Regions from separate parts of the Homo sapiens genome. Here region 1 is linked to region 2. A link is an interaction called in ENCODE POLR2A ChIA-PET data of the cell type or tissue named here. Cell type or tissue: A673. All regions are shown on one strand. Links, peaks and the distances in the headings refer to the core of each region. The heading gives the core; the rest is flanking DNA. Region 1 overlaps MTRFR (mitochondrial translation release factor in rescue). Region 2 overlaps RILPL1 (Rab interacting lysosomal protein like 1).

Region 1 (8,362 bases), core at 251-8,250, 230 kb before region 2:
GAAGGCTGCCGAGATCCCCAGCATTGCTATGGGATCCAAGTCCCTGAGGAGGCGGCAAGCAGGCATGGGTTGTCTGCTGGCAGTCCCAGCCCTTAACTGTCATGGCTGGTTAACATTAGGGTGGCCACATCCTCCACGCCTCTCTGTCCCCTTTGGTAAATGTCGGTGATACCTCCTCTTCTGGACAGAGAGGACTGAGGGCGAGATCATGGAGGATCATGGAGGCCAGGCATTTTCCAACCTCAGAAGAAAAAATGCTGTGCACAGCTGCCTATAGGAGTCTTCCTTTTTACATAAAAAAACAAGTCTCGGGCCAGGCACAGTGGCTCATGCCTGTAATCCCAGCACTTTGGGAGGCCGAGGTGGGTGGATCACCTGAGGTCAGGAGTTCGAGACCAGTCTGGTCAACATGGCAAAACCCCATCTCTACTGAAAATACAAAAATTAGCCGGGTGTGGTGGCGCGTGCCTGTAATCCCAGTTACTCGGAGGCTAAGGCAGGAGAATCGCTTGAACCCTGGAGGCAGACATTGCAGTGAGCCGAGATCATGCTACTGCATACCAGCCTGGGCAACAGACAAGATTCCCTCTTAAAAAAAAAAAAAAGAAGGTTGGTCAGAGGGGCTCCCAGTCCATCTGCCTCAGGGATCACGAGAGAGTCCTGGAAGCAGCACAGAAGAGAGATAGCCAAGGCAGGTGTTTCATATATAACGATACTGGCAGCAGATACTTACAGGTCATGGAAACGTGTGGGAGGAACTGTTCGAAGCAGCATTAACTCTGCAGTCCCCAAAACCCCATGTTCATGATTTCCATCACAGTACAGGTGTGGAATCTGGGACATAGAGAGGCTAAGTGACCTGCCCAAGGTCCTGCCACTCAGTAGTCAGTTCACACCATACCCCAAGTCCATGTTCCTAACAGCTGCACTTCACTGCTGGGTTTCTGAGCCACAAGCATATCATGTAAAACCTCAATCATTTCTTTTCCCCCTTGAAAAGTGTCATTCATGAGTAACAAAATTCTGAAACCTGAGAGTTAATTTTTGTTTAACCTATTTGACATAACTCAATCCAAACTTGCTTTCAGAATTATTCTTTAACCCTAATTTCATAGAATTTTTTTTTTTTTAAGAGACAGGGTCTTGTTTTGTCAGCCAGGTTGGAGTGCAGTGGTGCAATCATGGCTCAGTATAGCCTCAAACACCTGGGCTCAAGCAATCCTCCCGCCTCGGCCTCCCGAGTAGCTGGGACTGCAGGCATGCCCCACCACACTCAGTGTTTTTTGTTTCGTTTTGTTTTTTGAGACAGTCTTGCTCTATTGCCCAGGCTGGAGTGCAGTGGCGCAATCTCAGCTCACTGCAACGTCCGCCTCCTGGGTTCAAGCAATTCTCCTGCCTCAGCCTCCCGAGTAGCTGGGATTACAGGTGCCCATCACCACGCCCAGCTAATTTTTTTGTATTTTTACTAGAGACAAGGTTTCACCATGTTGGCCAGGCTGGTTTCAAACTCCTGACCTCAAGTGATCCACCCATCTTGGCCTCCAAAGTGCTAGGATTACAGGCATGAGCCACCACGTCCGGCCATCCAATCTTTACATTTTTGGTACAGATGGGGGGTCTTGCTATGTTGCCCACGCTGGTCTCAAACTCCAGCCCTCAAGTGATCCTCCCGTTTCAGCCCCCAAAGCATTGGGATTATAGGTGTGAGCCACTATGCCTGGCTTAAGATTTATCTTTTATCAAACAGCTTTGCAAGGCACTCACCCTATAATAACTGAGGCATTACACAGTGAATGAGTTATGGCTGACTAATAATAAAGATGCTATTTTCTTCCTTCAGACAGAACTTTATGCTTATGAATGGTGCACACAAAGTGGTTGTTAACTGGCCACAAGCTAGATACATCAGTTGATACTTTCATAATTATTTTGCGACTTTAAGTTATTTGAAGGCCACTGTTGCTTCTAAACAAAATAGCACTCCTAATGATTAAAACAATCACACTGAAAGCCACATAATACAGCAAGGGTATGGGACACAGGGCAGAGGCAGGAAAGGGGCTGGTCTTCACTGTCACTGACTCATGGGGACTCCTGATAAGGGGCTTTGCCATCCAGGTTTGTCCCTCTCTATAAAGCGAACAGGTTGTCCTGACCAGCCTGGCCAACATGGTGAAACCCCATCTCTACTAAAAATACAAAAATTAACTGGGTATGGTGGCGTGCGCCTATAATCCCAGCTACTTGGGAGGCTGAGGCAGGAGAATCACTTGGACCCAGGAGGCGGAGGTTGCAGTGAGCCAAGATCACACCATTGCACTCTAGCCTGGATGACAAGAACGAAACTCTGTCTCAATAAATAAATAAATAGTAAATAAAAAAGCGAACAGGTTGAATTTAATGACTTCTGAGGTCCTGTCCATTTTTAACATCCTGTGGTTTTCACATTATAAAATATTATCTCTTACAGTGCCATCAGACAAGATCAGTTGATCAGAACAGAAAGCTAGCTCGGAAAATCCTACAAGAGAAAGTAGATGTTTTCTACAATGGTGAAAACAGTCCTGTTCACAAAGAAAAACGAGAAGCGGCGAAGAAAAAACAAGAAAGGAAAAAAAGAGCAAAGGAAACCCTGGAAAAAAAGAAGCTACTTAAAGAACTGTGGGAGTCAAGTAAAAAGGTCCACTGAGAAAAGAATTAGAGATTCCAACTGACAGAATCTGCCAGAAGCTCCCAGGGAATAATGGTGGCGAGTTCCATCACCAGCATTATTATAGTGCTTCAAAAGAAATATTTTTGATGAACTTAAAAGACAACAAATTTATTTAAATGGTGCACTAAACTGTAGTGAACAGAGACATGCACGATTCAAGAATAAAACTCGGCTGGGCACGGTGGACGGTGCCTCACATCTGTAATCCCAGCACTTTGGGAGGCCGAGGCGGGCGGATCACTTGAGGTCAGGAGTTTGAGACCAGCCTGGCCAACATGGTGAAACCCCGTCTCTACTAAAAATACAAAAAATTAGCCAGGCATGGTGGCGGGCACCTGTAATCCCAGCTACTCGGGAGGCCGAGGCAGGAGAATTGCGTGAACCTGGGAGGCGGAGGTTGCAGTGAGCTGAGATCGCGCCACTGCACTCAAGCCTGGGCAACACCTGGGTGACAGAGCGAGACCCCATCTCAAAAAAAAAATAAAACTAGTTCAAGTGCAATGACACACGCCTATAATCCCAGCACCTTGGGAGGCTAAGACAGGAAGATCACCTGAGCCCAGGAGCTCAAGATTGCAGTGAGCTATGAACACCACTGCACTCCACCTGTCCACTTGTTCTTGTGTGACAGAACAAGACCCTGTCTCTAAAAAATAAGATAAAACCATAAAGAAACACAGTCAGTACTATACAAGAATAATGGCTACTTCTAGAGGGAAGGAGTTGTCATTGTGATGAGGCACTTGGAGGGGTTCTGGGGTGCCTGACAAAGTTCTGTTTCTTCACCTGGGTGGTAGTTAGAAGGGTGTCCCCGTATTTCAAATTGTACCTTTGTGAGATTGTATGTTTTGTAATAATAAAATTTTTTTTGTAATTAGTAAAGTCAATTTTTATGGAGAACTGGAGAATGGAGTCAAACATTAATAGCATTTCTTGGCAACTTGCCATCTGCTGGGAAGCTGCTGCCCAGTGACACTTAAAAGTCAGTTATCCCCATGTCAGCTCAAGACAGTAAGAGAAAACAAGGGCCGGGCATGGTGGCTCACGCCTGTAATCCCAGCACTTTGGGAGGCTGGGGCAGGCGGATCATGGAAGTCAGGAGTTTGAGACCAGCCTGACCAACATGGTGAAACCCCATCTCTACTAAAAATACAAAAATTAGCCAGGCGTGGCAGCACACGCTTGTAATCCCAGCTACTTGGGAGGCTGAGGCAAGAGAATTGCTTGAATCTGGGAGGCGAGGTTGCAGTGAGCCAAGATTGCGCCATTGCACTCCAGCGTGAGCAACAGAGCAAGACTGTCTAAAAAAAAAAAAAAAAAGAGAGAAAATAAGAGGGTTGGAAGAGCTAAAGGCTCTGTTCCTTGTCCATGTGCTCTATTAGCTTCTAGGCTGTATGATGCCCAGTTGTGCCTCTGATGTAGAAACAAACACATTCCCTGCACGTTGATTTGCAAGATTTGTAAAGGTGAGGTTCCAGAATCTGATTTGCTTGTAAATTTACGTCACTTAAGCTGGATTTTACCTTACAGTTGTTTTTCTTTTAAAGCCATGCTTTATAGCTTGGCTTGTTAGAACTCTTCTGGAGTCCACGTAGAAAACAAATAGGGAAAAATGCTGAGAGGTGAGAAAGCCATTGGGAGATTGCCAGTTGCAGGGCCTCAGTTGTGCAGTCTGTCCAGCAGGCCTAGGCGGCATGTCCAGTAGGCCTAGGTGGCATGTCCAGTGCATACATCCAAGCACACCTTTCTCTTTGAGGCTGCCAATGAAGGCTCTTCTCACCTCAGTGACAGCTTTGGATGCTTACACATTCAATGCAGGGCTCATTCTACACCTCCTGTTGCGAGTGTACAGGACCCTTCCCCAGCCCAAACGCCCTGTAGAAAATAAAGGCTCTAGAACAACACCTAAGAAACCAGTAAGAGTGGGAGGGGAAATTTGGAGCTGGAGATAAGGGAGAATGGTTTCCGTTTGTCTCCTCTCTCATACCTTTGCAACTTTCTGCCACATGCAGGAAGGGGACACAGCACCCATTTCGCTAGAGCCTGTTCCTGCTGGCCTTCAGCCTTGTCATGGCTGAGAATTCGCCTCATGCCTGCATCAAAGAAAGACAAGTCTCTCTCATTTGTCTTTGTCTACTGCTCAGCAAAGCAAATTCTCATTGCAGGTATTTAGGGCCTAAGGTATAGAGTAAGAATTAAAATCCCTTTGGGAGGCACTGTCAGAGACCACCACGTGGACTCTCAACACATCCAGTGCAGCCCATTTTTTCCCTGGCACCAGAGCAGATAATTCTTCCAGTGAGCACCATATGAAGTAGCTTGAAGTTAGGAGCCGTACTTTATGAAAAAGATTCCTGTAGCACCCACCAAAAGCCCACAGGATAAGCACCTACGAACTGAGAATGGCCTAACCATGGGGTAACAGGCCAACTCAATAATACTGCTTCTGGCCGGGCGTGGTGGCTCACGCCTGTAAACCCAGCACTTTGGGAGGCCAAGGCGGCTGGGTCACCTGAGGTCAGAAGTTGGAGACCAGCCTGACCAACATGGTAAAATCCCATCTCTACTAAAAATACAAAAATTAGCTGGGTGTGGTGGCACGCTCCTGTAATCCAGCTACTCGGGAGGCTAAGCTGGGAAAATCGCTTGAACCTGGGAGGCAGAGATTGCAGTGAACCAACATCAAGCCACTGCACTCTAGCCTAGGCAACAGAGGGAGATTCCATCTAAAAAAAAAAAAATTTTTTTTTTAAAAACTGCTGCTGCTATTTTTTTTTCCTAGCATACACTTAAGTTTGCTGCACTTAAAATACACCCATAATGCAACTTCACTTTATCCCTACCTCTGACTTAGCAAACACATTCTTTCCCCAGCCAACTGTGCTAATGATATCACCAAAATGTTTCCGTGTCAGATGGGAAAATACAGTTTGAACAGGCATCTCCTACCTCTTGTAAAAGGTAAAGTAGAGGTTCCTCTCCAAAGACTTTCCTCCCCATTTAATTTGGAATAAACGGTAACTTCTCTTCGAAGCAAAATTTATTCAAAGACCTGTGCTAACATTCCTAATTATCTGCTAGCCGTGGTAAAGAAATCAATGTACTTTATGTTCTTAGCTCCCACAATTTAGCCTAAATATTTGTCCTGGCATGCTTACACTGGTCGGAGCAAGCATTAGGTCATAGCCTGTTCCTCTTCCTTATTTAAAAGTGTTTACCTTTCTCACCATTCCACAAGTTACTTTCTCCTTCCTTTGTTCTCTTCTGCCTTCGCCTCTTTTAAAAAGTTTTAAGTTGCTTCCCAATCAGGACAAATACAGAATATGAGGTCCCGTTCCAGCCAATGGAAACCGGACACAGCAGTAGGGTGGACGCATCAGGTTACAAATGACCCTGTCTCTTTGTTCGGTGTACTCTCGTGGCAAAACTGCTGGCGAATGTACCCTTTCTGCGGGAAGTAAAAATGGCCTTGCTGAGTAAATTAAATTTATGTTCAAGTGCTATTTCTTCACGGCACCGGGGAACAAGCATTTCAAACACTTTCATGAGAGATTATTTAAAATAGCACTTCTTTACACCAGGCGTGGTAGCTCACACCTATAATCCCAGTACTTTGAGAGGCTAAGGTGGAAGGATCACTTGAGCCCAGGATCCAGCCTAGGCAACATAGTGAGACCTCATCTCTGCAAAAAAAATTTTTTTTCCATCACACACCCATTCATTCAATACAAAAAGTCTTTTAAAAATTATTCAGGCATAGTGGCACACACCTGTAGTTCCAGCCACTAGGGAGGCTGAGATGGGAGGATTGCTTGAGCCCAGGAGGTTGAGGCTGCGGTGAGCCAAGATTATATTACTGCACTCCAGCCTGGGTGGCAAAACAAGACCCTGTCTCAAAAAAATAAAACAGCACGTAAGAATTCAAGGAACCCACATTTTAATACAAATTGTTAATGAAAATAAGCTTTATTACATCAAGTAATAAATACATACAAAGATGCAAACAGTTTTAGTCATTTTCTTCCAGATGTTTTTATCAACTTACAATAAACGCAGAACTGAGATCTACTTACAGTCTTAGTATGAAAGTGTTCGGGGGTCCTTGTTAGGTTTGGTGGGTTGCTCTTTCTTCTGTATTTATAACTTGTGCATTTTTAAAAATTGACTTTGAAGCACTAATAGTCATGCAAATGCTTAAGCAAAAAAGAAGTTACATTAAGCAGAACCTACATTGTATGGCAAATGGGAACCGGCTACTAAGTAAAGCGTGCTGTCAATATGCGTTCAAAACAAAATCCCTACAGTGGTATTAGCTTATGAAAAGGAACAAAGAACACCATGGGTAACAAATGTATACAAAAGAGAAGATTAAAGGGAGACAATGGTGTCTTGGAGGCAAACTACAGTTTGCTGTAAGATAACTTTCCGTGCATCTTTTAAATCAATGCTTAAAAAACAAAAAAAACCTGGGCAGTTCCTAACTACTTAAAATGCAAATCCTAATTAACTGCAAAATCTTTTCTCAATCTTTGAGACTGTAGGTTCAGAGCCAAGTGAACCATGGGAGGAAAAACGAAACTGTAACCATTTTGAAAACAAGGGTTTCATCTGAACAGGGGAGATGAACTGTAACTTCTCATCTTGTAAAAAGATGGAAATCCTTCAAAACCAACAAGGCAGCTAGGATCTGGCATTCCGTTCCGTTTCTGCCAAGCACTCCCGAACCAGTCCTCTAGCGTGAATGATGCCTGAAACAGAGGCAGAGACCTGAGGTCAGCAAGTGCACAGGACCAGCCAGCAAAGCCCATTCTGAAACAGCAAGAGGATCCATCCTTCCACAGCCTGTCCACAAAACCCTCAGACATAAAGAGAACCAGGGAAACCTATAACCAAGCAACCCTGAAGGACGCTAACAATCCCATCCCTCTCTAAAGCCCTTCCCTCCTCACCACAACTCTTCCTGTCTCTCTAAACATTTTTTCCTGCATTCAAGGTGCACCAGCAAGCTGTCCTTCCACGACACTGTTGGATGAAAGACATGTCTCCACCCAAATTCTTTTGCTTGACCCACTATGGAGATTTTTCTCTGGCTTCTTCAGTCTGAATTCTAGACAGGGCTTGACCGGCGTAAGTAAGCAAGAGAATGGCTTCAGCTGCACACGTGAGGGCGCAGAGAACTGACTACTACCCACGCGGGACCCTGGGTCCACGGGGACAACCCCACAAGACTGCAGCTACCTTCTGCCCGATGAATCTTCCCCAGTCTTTTGTCTCTGTGGTTTGGTGCTTACCTTTTTTTTCTTTCTGCCTCTACTGAACTTCATGAAATATGATCTTTTAATAGACACTAAGGATTCTATTCCTTCTAATACATGACTCCCAGAGGCCACTGGGAATGACATCCCACATCATCACCTCACAAATCTTAGAAACTAACTCAGAGCCTTGGAGAATGTTTTCTGTGAGGACCAGACAGCAAATATTTTGAGCTTTGCAGGCTACAGTCTCTGACACAACTACTTCACTCAAATTTTTTTTGAGACAGCATCTTGCCCTGTCACCCAGGCTGGAGTGCAGTGGCACGATCACAGCTCACTGCAGCCTCAACCTGCCAGGATCAGGTGATCCTCCCACCTCAGCCTCCGGAGA
Region 2 (8,362 bases), core at 224-8,223:
GCTACATGGATGAGTCATCAGAGAACTGCATAGATGGGGTGGACCCAGGGCCACCTGACATCTCAGAGCTGAGGTCTCAAGCTTCAGATGCACAACCCACCCCTACCTCGCTACCCTTATTTCCTGTCCTCAAAGGCCCAGAGATGCACCCCACCCCCATGAAACACACTCCAGCAAGCTCCTGAGTATCAGCCACTGGCCCAAGCCTCTCCCCTCTCGCCTCCCGCACTCCCCAAACCTCTCTGCCCAGAGACCCCCAGGAGGGACTCAGCATTCAGGAAGGGAGATGAACTCAAAGTCGGGGGCCAGGCCAGACGTCTCAGCAGGATGTGGTTAGTCACAAGCCTGGCCCTGGGAGCAGGTGCCAAGGAGGAAAAGTCAAAGGACACGTGAACCGCCAGGTCAGCCGAGCGCAGAAGCTGGCAGCGCATCACTTACAGTCGCTTGATGCCCGACTCCGGCTGGGGGGACGTCCTCGGGTGGGCGATGGGTGGGGGTTGGGGTATTCGGTTTTCCTCTTCCATTTCTTCACTGGAAGGAGATGAGAGGCGTGAGATAAAAGAGTCAAAAGTTCCTTGAGAACTGGAACATTCCAGAAGAGAAGTGTCTGATGGTCTGAGAGGGTGCATGCTTTTTAGGGGACCCGCATCTGTATTTCCAGTTTATTCTGAAGAGTCCAGCCAAATAGAACCACTCCCCGTTTCCTGTCCTTACACAGGCTTCCCTGTCGCTACACCTCTGTGGTTTCTTCTACCCAGAATATACCTGTCACTCCTCAACATCTCCCATATCTAAATACTACCCTATCCTTTCAGGAAGGCCCAGTTCAAATGCTGCTTCCTCCAGGAGGCCTTCCGATTTCCACCCCATCCACAAACTCGAAGAAGTGATCTCTCCCACTCTCCCATCTTTTTTTTTTTTTTTTTTTTTTGAGACAGGGTCTCATTCTGTTGCCCAGGCTCGAGTGCAGTGGTACAAACATACATAGCTCACTGCAGCCTTGACCTTGGGCTGAAATGATCCTCCTGCTTCAGCCTCCCAAGTGGCTGGGACTACAGGGTGAGCCACCATACCTGGCTAATTTTTAAAAATTTTTGTGTAGAGATGGGGGTCCCACTATGTTGCCCAGGCTGGTTTCGAGTCCTGGGTTCAAGTGATCCGCCTGCCTCGGCCTCGCAAAGTGCTGGGATGACAGGCATGAGCCACCGCGCCCGGCCTCTCCCATCTTTGAACATCCAGTATACAGTCAGTAAACCTTTCAATAAAAATGTGTGGTATTATATTTTTTATGCATCTCTTATCTTCCCCACTGGAGCAGGGACCACCTCTGGTGCATGGGTCCTTCCTTCCAGCTTTCTATTCAACAGATATTTGTTGTGCACCTACTGTGTGCCAAGCTCCATTCTAAGTGCTGGGAACTTAGCCATGGACAAGATAAATAAGACTTCTGGTCTCATGTTGCTTGTGGTCTCATGTGGAAACCTACAATAAAGCAAGCATGAGAGTGAACAGGATAATGTAGGAGGTGAAAAGGGCCACATAGACCATTAACACCGGGGCCGGGTTTCATTCATTCATTCATTTAAAAAAAGAGATGAGGTCTCGCTTTGTTGCCCAGGCTAGTCTCGAATGCCTGGGATCAAGCAATCTTCCCGCCTCGGCCTCCCAAAATACTGGAATTAAAGGTGTGAGCTCTGGTGCCCGGCCTGGGCCCAAGAGTTTCAGAAAGGGGTTGTGAGCTTGTATGTAAGTTCTTTAGGCCAGAGAGGGTACCCAAAAAAAACACTGATGAAATGCTTGTCTTCCAGGGGGTAAGAAGGTAACTGTACAGAAACTCTGGCTAACCTCAGTAAGGAGCCAGCTCGGGCCATCCAGCCCCAGGGACACTTGCCTCTTATAGTAAGCCAGCTCCTCCTGCAGCAAGAACACCTTGGACTTGAGCTCGTTCCTCTCGTGCAGCACGTCCCGCAGCTCCTGCAGGGTGAACCGGGGGCGGTTGGGGTCCTTGAGATCCATGGCCACCTTCTCTGCGTCGGAGATGCTCTCCTCTCCCACCGGCTCCGTCTGGAGGAGGCAGAGATGCTGCTAATGAATTCTTGGCAGCCACTGCCAGCACCCACTCTCTATCCTGAAGGAGCCCAAATTCTCCCCCTCCCGGGGTGCCAGCAGCCTGTGGAGGGTGCTATTTTCAGCACTCGCAGGCGGCCCTTGCTCACGTTCTGTACAGTTTCCCTCTGGAGGTGGAAGCCAGCAGCCACCTGTTCATTGTTCGCCTTCCCAATAGCCGAACCCACGGACCCCGCACCTCCCCACCCGACTTGGGGTTTCATTACAAACATGACAAGGCATCCAGGGAGGAGCTGTCACACCTCCCCTGCCCCCACCCTCGTACATCTGCTGCTTCCCCCTTTCCAGGCCTCCTTTCATCTCCTTACTAAGACCATTGCTAATTTGGCCAGAGTGGCTGGAATCTCAGCCTACACACAATTCTCCATTCCTTTTTCATTTGACAGTAAGTCATATCCATTTTCCCTGTTGTTATGGGCCTTCTGGTTAGGTCCTCTCCTCCCCAGTGGCTTTGAGTATCTGGAGTTCAGTGGAAGCCCGGCGGGGGTGCACACTCGGCCATTTCTCTGTGATGCGGGTGACCAACAGATCCCAGCATCATGCTAAGTCACCTGCCCCAGGTCACACCCACACCCATCCTCTCACCTTCTTGCATAGCGAGGGAGCCTTTTTAGAAAAATGTGGTAAAATATACATCATCTAAAATTTACCATTTGAACCTTTTAAAAGTGAACAATTTGGAAGTGACATTTAGTAAACTCACATGTCACACAACCACCACCTCTGTCCAGTTCTAGAACATTTTCTTCATACCAAAAGGAAAACCCATACTTATTATTTTATTTTTTTCTGAGATGGAGTTTCACTGTCACCCAGGCTGGAGTGCAATGGCATGATCTCAGCTCACTGCAACCTCCACTCCTTGGCTTCAAGCGATTCTTGTGCCTCAGCCTCCCGAGTAGCTGGGATTACAGGTGTGTACCGCCACACCCGGCAATTTTTTTTTTTTTGAGACGGAATCTCTCTGTCACCCAGGCTGGAGTGCAGTGGCACGATCTCAGCTCACTGCAAACTCCACCACCCGGGTTCAAGCCATCCTCCTGCCTCAGCCTCCTGAGTACCTGGGATTACAGGCGCCTGCCATTATGCCTGGCTAATTTTTGTATTTTTAGTAGAGACAGGGTTTCACCATGTTGGCCAGACTGGTCTTGAACTCCTGACCTCAAGTGATCCACCCGCCTTTGCCTCCCAAAGTGCTGGGATTACAGGTGTGAGCCACCGCACCCGGCTGAAAACCTGTACTTATTAAGCAGTCACTCTCTACTTCCCTATCCTGAGCCCTTGGCAAATGCCAATGTAGTTTCTGTCTATGGACTGCCTACCATGGACATTTCCCAGAAACAGAATCATACATTAAGTGGCCTTTTGTGCCTGGCTCCTTTCACTTAGCACGGTGTTTCCAAGGTTCATCCACGTTGCAGCACACACCAGCACTTCACTCTTTTTTTTTTTGAGATGGCATCTCACTCTGTCACCCAGGCTGGAGTGCAATGGCACGATCTCAGCTCACTTCAACCTCTGCCTCCTGGGTTCAAGCGATTCTTCCGCCTCAGCCTCCCGAGTAGCTAGCTGGGAATACAGGCACCCGCCATCATGCCCGGGCTAAGTTTTGTATTTTTGTAGAGACGGGGTTTTACCATGTTGGTCAGGCTGGTCTTGAACTCCCGTCCTCAGGTGATCCACCCACCTCAGCCTCCCAAAGTGCTGGGATTACAGGGGTGGGCCACCCCGCCAGCTCACTTCACTCCTTTTGATGGCTGAGCCATATTCCACTGTACAGATGTACCACAGTGTGTTTATCCATTCTTCAGCTGACGGACATCAGAGTGGTTTCCACTCTTTGGCTAATGTGAATAGCAATGCTAAGAACTGTATTAGTGTGGACACTTGTTTTCAGTTCTTCTGGTTGTATACCTGGGAGTGGGATTGCTGGGTCATGGGCTAATTCTGTGTTTAACTTGTTGAGGAGTTGTCAAACCGTTTCCCACGGCAGCTGCTCTATTTTACATTCCCACCAGCAATGCACAAGGGTTCCAATTTCTCTATATTCTTGCCAACAGTTATTTTCCTTTTTTTTCTTAATCACAAGGAAGCTTTTGCAAGTCAGCCAGTCAATCTACAGGTAGCCCACACTCTCAAAGGAATGGAGTGTCCCCAACACTCCTGAGCCACCAATGTCCCGTGACCAACCAGGAGTAGACAGAGGTCAGGACAGCAGTGAAAAAGCTCCAGAACAGGGAAAGGGAGAGGAAACAGACGTCCTTCCCAACCTCAAGAAAAACTCCATAGGCCCGGCACCGTGGCTCACACTCCTAATTCTAGCACTTTGGGAGGCTGAGGCAGGAGGATCACTAGAACCCAGGAGATTCAGACCAGCCCGGGCAACATAGCAAGACCTCATGTCTACAAAAAAGAAAAGAAAATTAACTGGGCATGGTGGCTTGCCCCTGTAGTCCCAGTTACATAGGAGGCTGAGGCATGAGGATCACCTGAGCCCAGGAAGTGGAGGCTGCAGTGAGCCAAGACTGTGCCACTGCACTTAAGGCAGTGTCTCCAACAAAGTGAGACCCTGTCTCAAAAAAAAAAAAAAAAAAAGAAGAAGAAGAAGAAAAACCCCATAGCAGCACAGGGAGAAGGGGACTAACTCCAGCCTGAATGTGCCCTGGACAGGAGGCTGAGGGATTCCAGAAGGCAGAGCCGAGAGGCTTCACACCCTGTGGGAGGCTGGAACCGGCTGTTCTGGGAAAGGACGTGTGAAAGGAGACAACACCCACTGCTGGGGCACGTCAGGTGACAGCAGAGCCACACACAGCAGGCCCAGGTTGGGGGAGCAAGCTGACCCTGCCCAGCCTTGGGGTCGGAGTCAGCACGGGGCAGCAGAGGAGGGGCCTCCATGCAGTGGGAAACTGAAATCTGACCCCGGCCGCCCTCGCAAGCTGTCTGGGCAGCTGAGGGGCTTCTTCCCACCCAAGAACAAGGGGAGGAAATGTTGGAGGATTTAATTTCCAAAGAAAGTATTCTAGGCGTCTGCTGATGCCACAATTTAGGTGGGCTGTGTCCTCAGAGGACATCTTCAATGTCCGATCTCCTCTGCAGCGCCTCCAGGGATGCTCCGGAACCACCCGGCAGCCACACACTCCATGTCTCCACCCAAGACCACATACAACAGGTGACGGATATGCGGCCGGCATTCAATCGCGCCAGTTCTCCTCTTTCCCTGGCCCAGCTTCACCAAGGAGCAACCCTGGATGTCTAGTTATCCAACATTTACTGAGAGCTAACTTTGTGCCTTGCTGGCCGTGGAGCTCAGCCCTGGGAACAGAGTCAGACAGATGGGGCTGAAGAGAAGATACACATAAATAGAAGCTTAAGGCCAGGTGTGGTGGCTCACACCTGTAATCCCAGTACTTTGGGAGGCTGAGGCAGGCGGATCACCTGAAGTCAGGAGTTCGAGACCAGCCTGGACAACATGGTGAAACGCTATCTCTACTGAAAATACAAAAATTAGCTGGGCGGCCAGGCACAGTGGCTCACGCCTGTAATCTCAGCACTTTGGGAAGCTGAGGTGGGTGGATCACGAAGTCAGGAGATCGAGACCAGCCTGGCCAACATGGTGAAACCCCGTCTCTACTAAAAAACACAAAAATTAGTCAGGCATGGTGGTGGGCACCTGTAATCCCAGCTGCTCGGGAGGCTGAGGCAGGAGAATTGCTTGAACCCAGGAGATGGAGGTTACAGTGAGCTGACACGGTGCCACTGTACTCCAGCCTGGGCGACAGAGCGACAGAGTAAGACTCCATCTTAAAAAAAAAAAAAATAGTGCACAGACACAAGATCTAACTGGAGAGAATCAGGGAAGATGTTAATCAGATGTGGTCTCTATGCATGGGGTCTTGACGAATATGTAGGAGTTCACCAGGAACTCTGGGCATTAGTAGTATAGATCAGAGGTTGCAAACTAAGCTCTTAGACCATCCCAGTGCTGCTGGCCCACATTTTGTTTGGCCTTCACTGTGTTCTAAAACTCTGTTGAATTAGCTGCGAACTCTTTAAGATTAGGAGATTTCATATTGAAGTTTGCATTTTGGGCTTCCTGTGGAAAGTGCGCTGGAAGATCAGGCCCCACTGGCAACGCTGGGCTGTTTCCGAGCAGCAGCTGCTCCCTTTTCCATCCCCTTTCTCCTTCTCCTGCCTGGACCCTGCAGGCAGCAGTGGCCCCTGCTATGGACCCGAACCCCAAGCTCCCTCCAGTCCCTTCCTCCTCAGACAGCTCGGGTCCTGCCTTTCATAGCAGGTCAGGGCCTTGCCTCTCCTGTGTCTCTGGGAGGGACCATCTGACAGCCGTCCCCACACCCTGGGGAAAGAGCAAAGCCCTTCAAAGGAACTCCCAAACCCCCACCTCTCGAGAGGCCTCTGGGCAAAGCCACCCGCCCCTATGTCTGGGCTTTCATCTCCCCATCTAGCCCTTGATAACCCAGAAATATTTCCAAGGGCCCTTCCCACCCAGGTACCTGGGGATTTCTGTGAACACACACTTTCAAAGCCACAGGAATTTTCTGCTCACCCCTATTGGGTTTTAACTGCCCAAGACATTGAAGGGCTTCCTTAGAACCTGAGTTCTTTTTTTTCTGGAGAAGGGACAGTTCATTTTTGGGGAGGAATGGCCTGATTCCTTTAGAGTTTGGGGAAATCCCAGCAAGGTATGCAAAAGTCCTTACTCTCTTTTTTTTTTAATTTTATTTATATTTCATTAGAGATGGGGTCTCACTTTGTTGCCCAGGCTGGTTTCGGACTCCCGGGCTTAAACAATCCTCCTGGCTCAGCCTCCCAAAGTGCTGGGATTACAGGCGTGAGCCATTGTGTCTGGCCCCAAAGTCCTGACTTTTTTTTTTTTTTTTTGAGACAGAGTTTTGCTCTTGTTGCCCAGGCTAGAGTGCAATGGCATGATCTCAGCTCACCGCAACCTCTGCTTCCTGGGTTCAAGTGATTCTCCTGCCTCAGCCTCTCAAGTAGCTGGGAGTACAGGCATGCGCCACCATGCCTGGCTAATTTTGTATTTTTAGTAGAGATGGGCTTTCGCCATGTTGGCCAGGCTGGTCTTAAACTCCTGACCTCAGGTGATCCGCCTGCCTCAGCCTCCCAAAGTGTTGGGATTACAGGCGTGAGCCACCATGCCCGCCCTGACTTCTAATACTATTGCCTGAAAGTACAGGCAGAAGGACAGCCCTGGGCTCCAGCTTCTCGAGAGGCCACCAGGCAGTGACCGCAGGGCCACGGGCAGCCCAGGACTATCCGGTTCAGACTGGGAGGGACCAAGGAGGCTCTTTCCAAGATGGCAATCGAGCTCCATCTGCCGTGGTCCTCCTAGGCTTACTCCATGCGGGACCGGGAGGTGGCTCGGGTTAGCTGAGATAAGCTGGGGCCTTTTGTGGGTTGTCTGCTGATCCCTGGAGGTACTCTGGGCACAGCTTCAGAGCGATACCCTGAGGCCTCAGCTGCTTCCCAGGAAGGCCCAAGAGACCAACTAACAAGCCACGAGGCTGCCCAGAGGCCTTAGGGAGGCAGCATCCTGGGTCAGGGCCTCCATCCCGAGGCCTTAGGAATGCTCCTCACTGCCTGGGTGCCTCAAAGCACCCTGCCCTCCCACGGCAGCCCCTTCACAGTACTTCTCAGCAGCCCCTGGCCCAGCAATGGGGAACGACTGTGCTCTGGTCACACTTGGCACCACCAGGCCTAGCATAAATTCAATGCATAAATTCTGCCCGCCTTTCAGCCAGCATACGCCTGTCTGCTTTCCCTATGCAGGCAGCCCGCACTTTACAAAACAAAAACAAAACCTGCTACGAAATCAAAACGTGTGGCTGGGCGCGGTGGCTCACACCTGTAATCCCAGCAGGAGGCCGAAGCAGGCGGATCATTTGAGGTCAAGAGTTCGAGATCAGCCTGGGCAACATGGTAAAACCCTGTCTCTACTAAAAATACACAAAAATGAGCTGGGTGTGGTGGCGCACACCTGTAATCCCAGCTACTCGGGAGGCTGAGGCACAAGAATTGCTTGAACCCAGGAGGCGGAGGTTGTGGTGAGCCAAGATCGTGCCATTGCACTCCAGCCTGGGTGATGGAGTGAGACCCTGACTCAAAATAAATAAATAAATAAAATAAAATAAAATAGAGGCAGGCAGATCATTTGAGGTCAGGAGTTCAAGACCAGCCTGACCAACATGGGGAAACCCTG

Evidence for each region. ChIA-PET counts read pairs that join two places held together with the same protein. Peaks named below come from ENCODE experiments on the same cell type or tissue, not always from the same donor. Only the 100,000 strongest peaks of a DNase experiment are listed, where the experiment ranks them.
Region 1: POLR2A ChIA-PET joins it to region 2 with 10 read pairs; 4 of 35 experiments call an interaction of 5 or more read pairs at or near these places.

Annotation. Positions count from the first base shown.
Region 1 is chr12:123,254,343-123,262,704 of GRCh38, forward strand. It overlaps MTRFR (mitochondrial translation release factor in rescue), which reads left to right. Exons shown (of 3, transcript NM_152269.5): 3 at 2,471-3,618. The coding sequence ends at 2,689. It overlaps CDK2AP1 (cyclin dependent kinase 2 associated protein 1), which reads right to left. Exons shown (of 4, transcript NM_004642.4): 4 at 6,634-7,461. The coding sequence ends at 7,394. Among named protein-coding and RNA genes, the nearest start is that of CDK2AP1, 13 kb to the right of the region's middle. In A673, for the core only: no CTCF peak of the experiment used is centred there; no DNase peak of the experiment used is centred there; H3K27ac peaks cover 290 bases.
Region 2 is chr12:123,483,742-123,492,103 of GRCh38, forward strand. RILPL1 (Rab interacting lysosomal protein like 1) reads right to left here. Exons shown (of 7, transcript NM_178314.5): 5 at 1,892-2,064; 6 at 439-531. Among named protein-coding and RNA genes, the nearest start is that of SNRNP35, 30 kb to the left of the region's middle. In A673, for the core only: no CTCF peak of the experiment used is centred there; no DNase peak of the experiment used is centred there.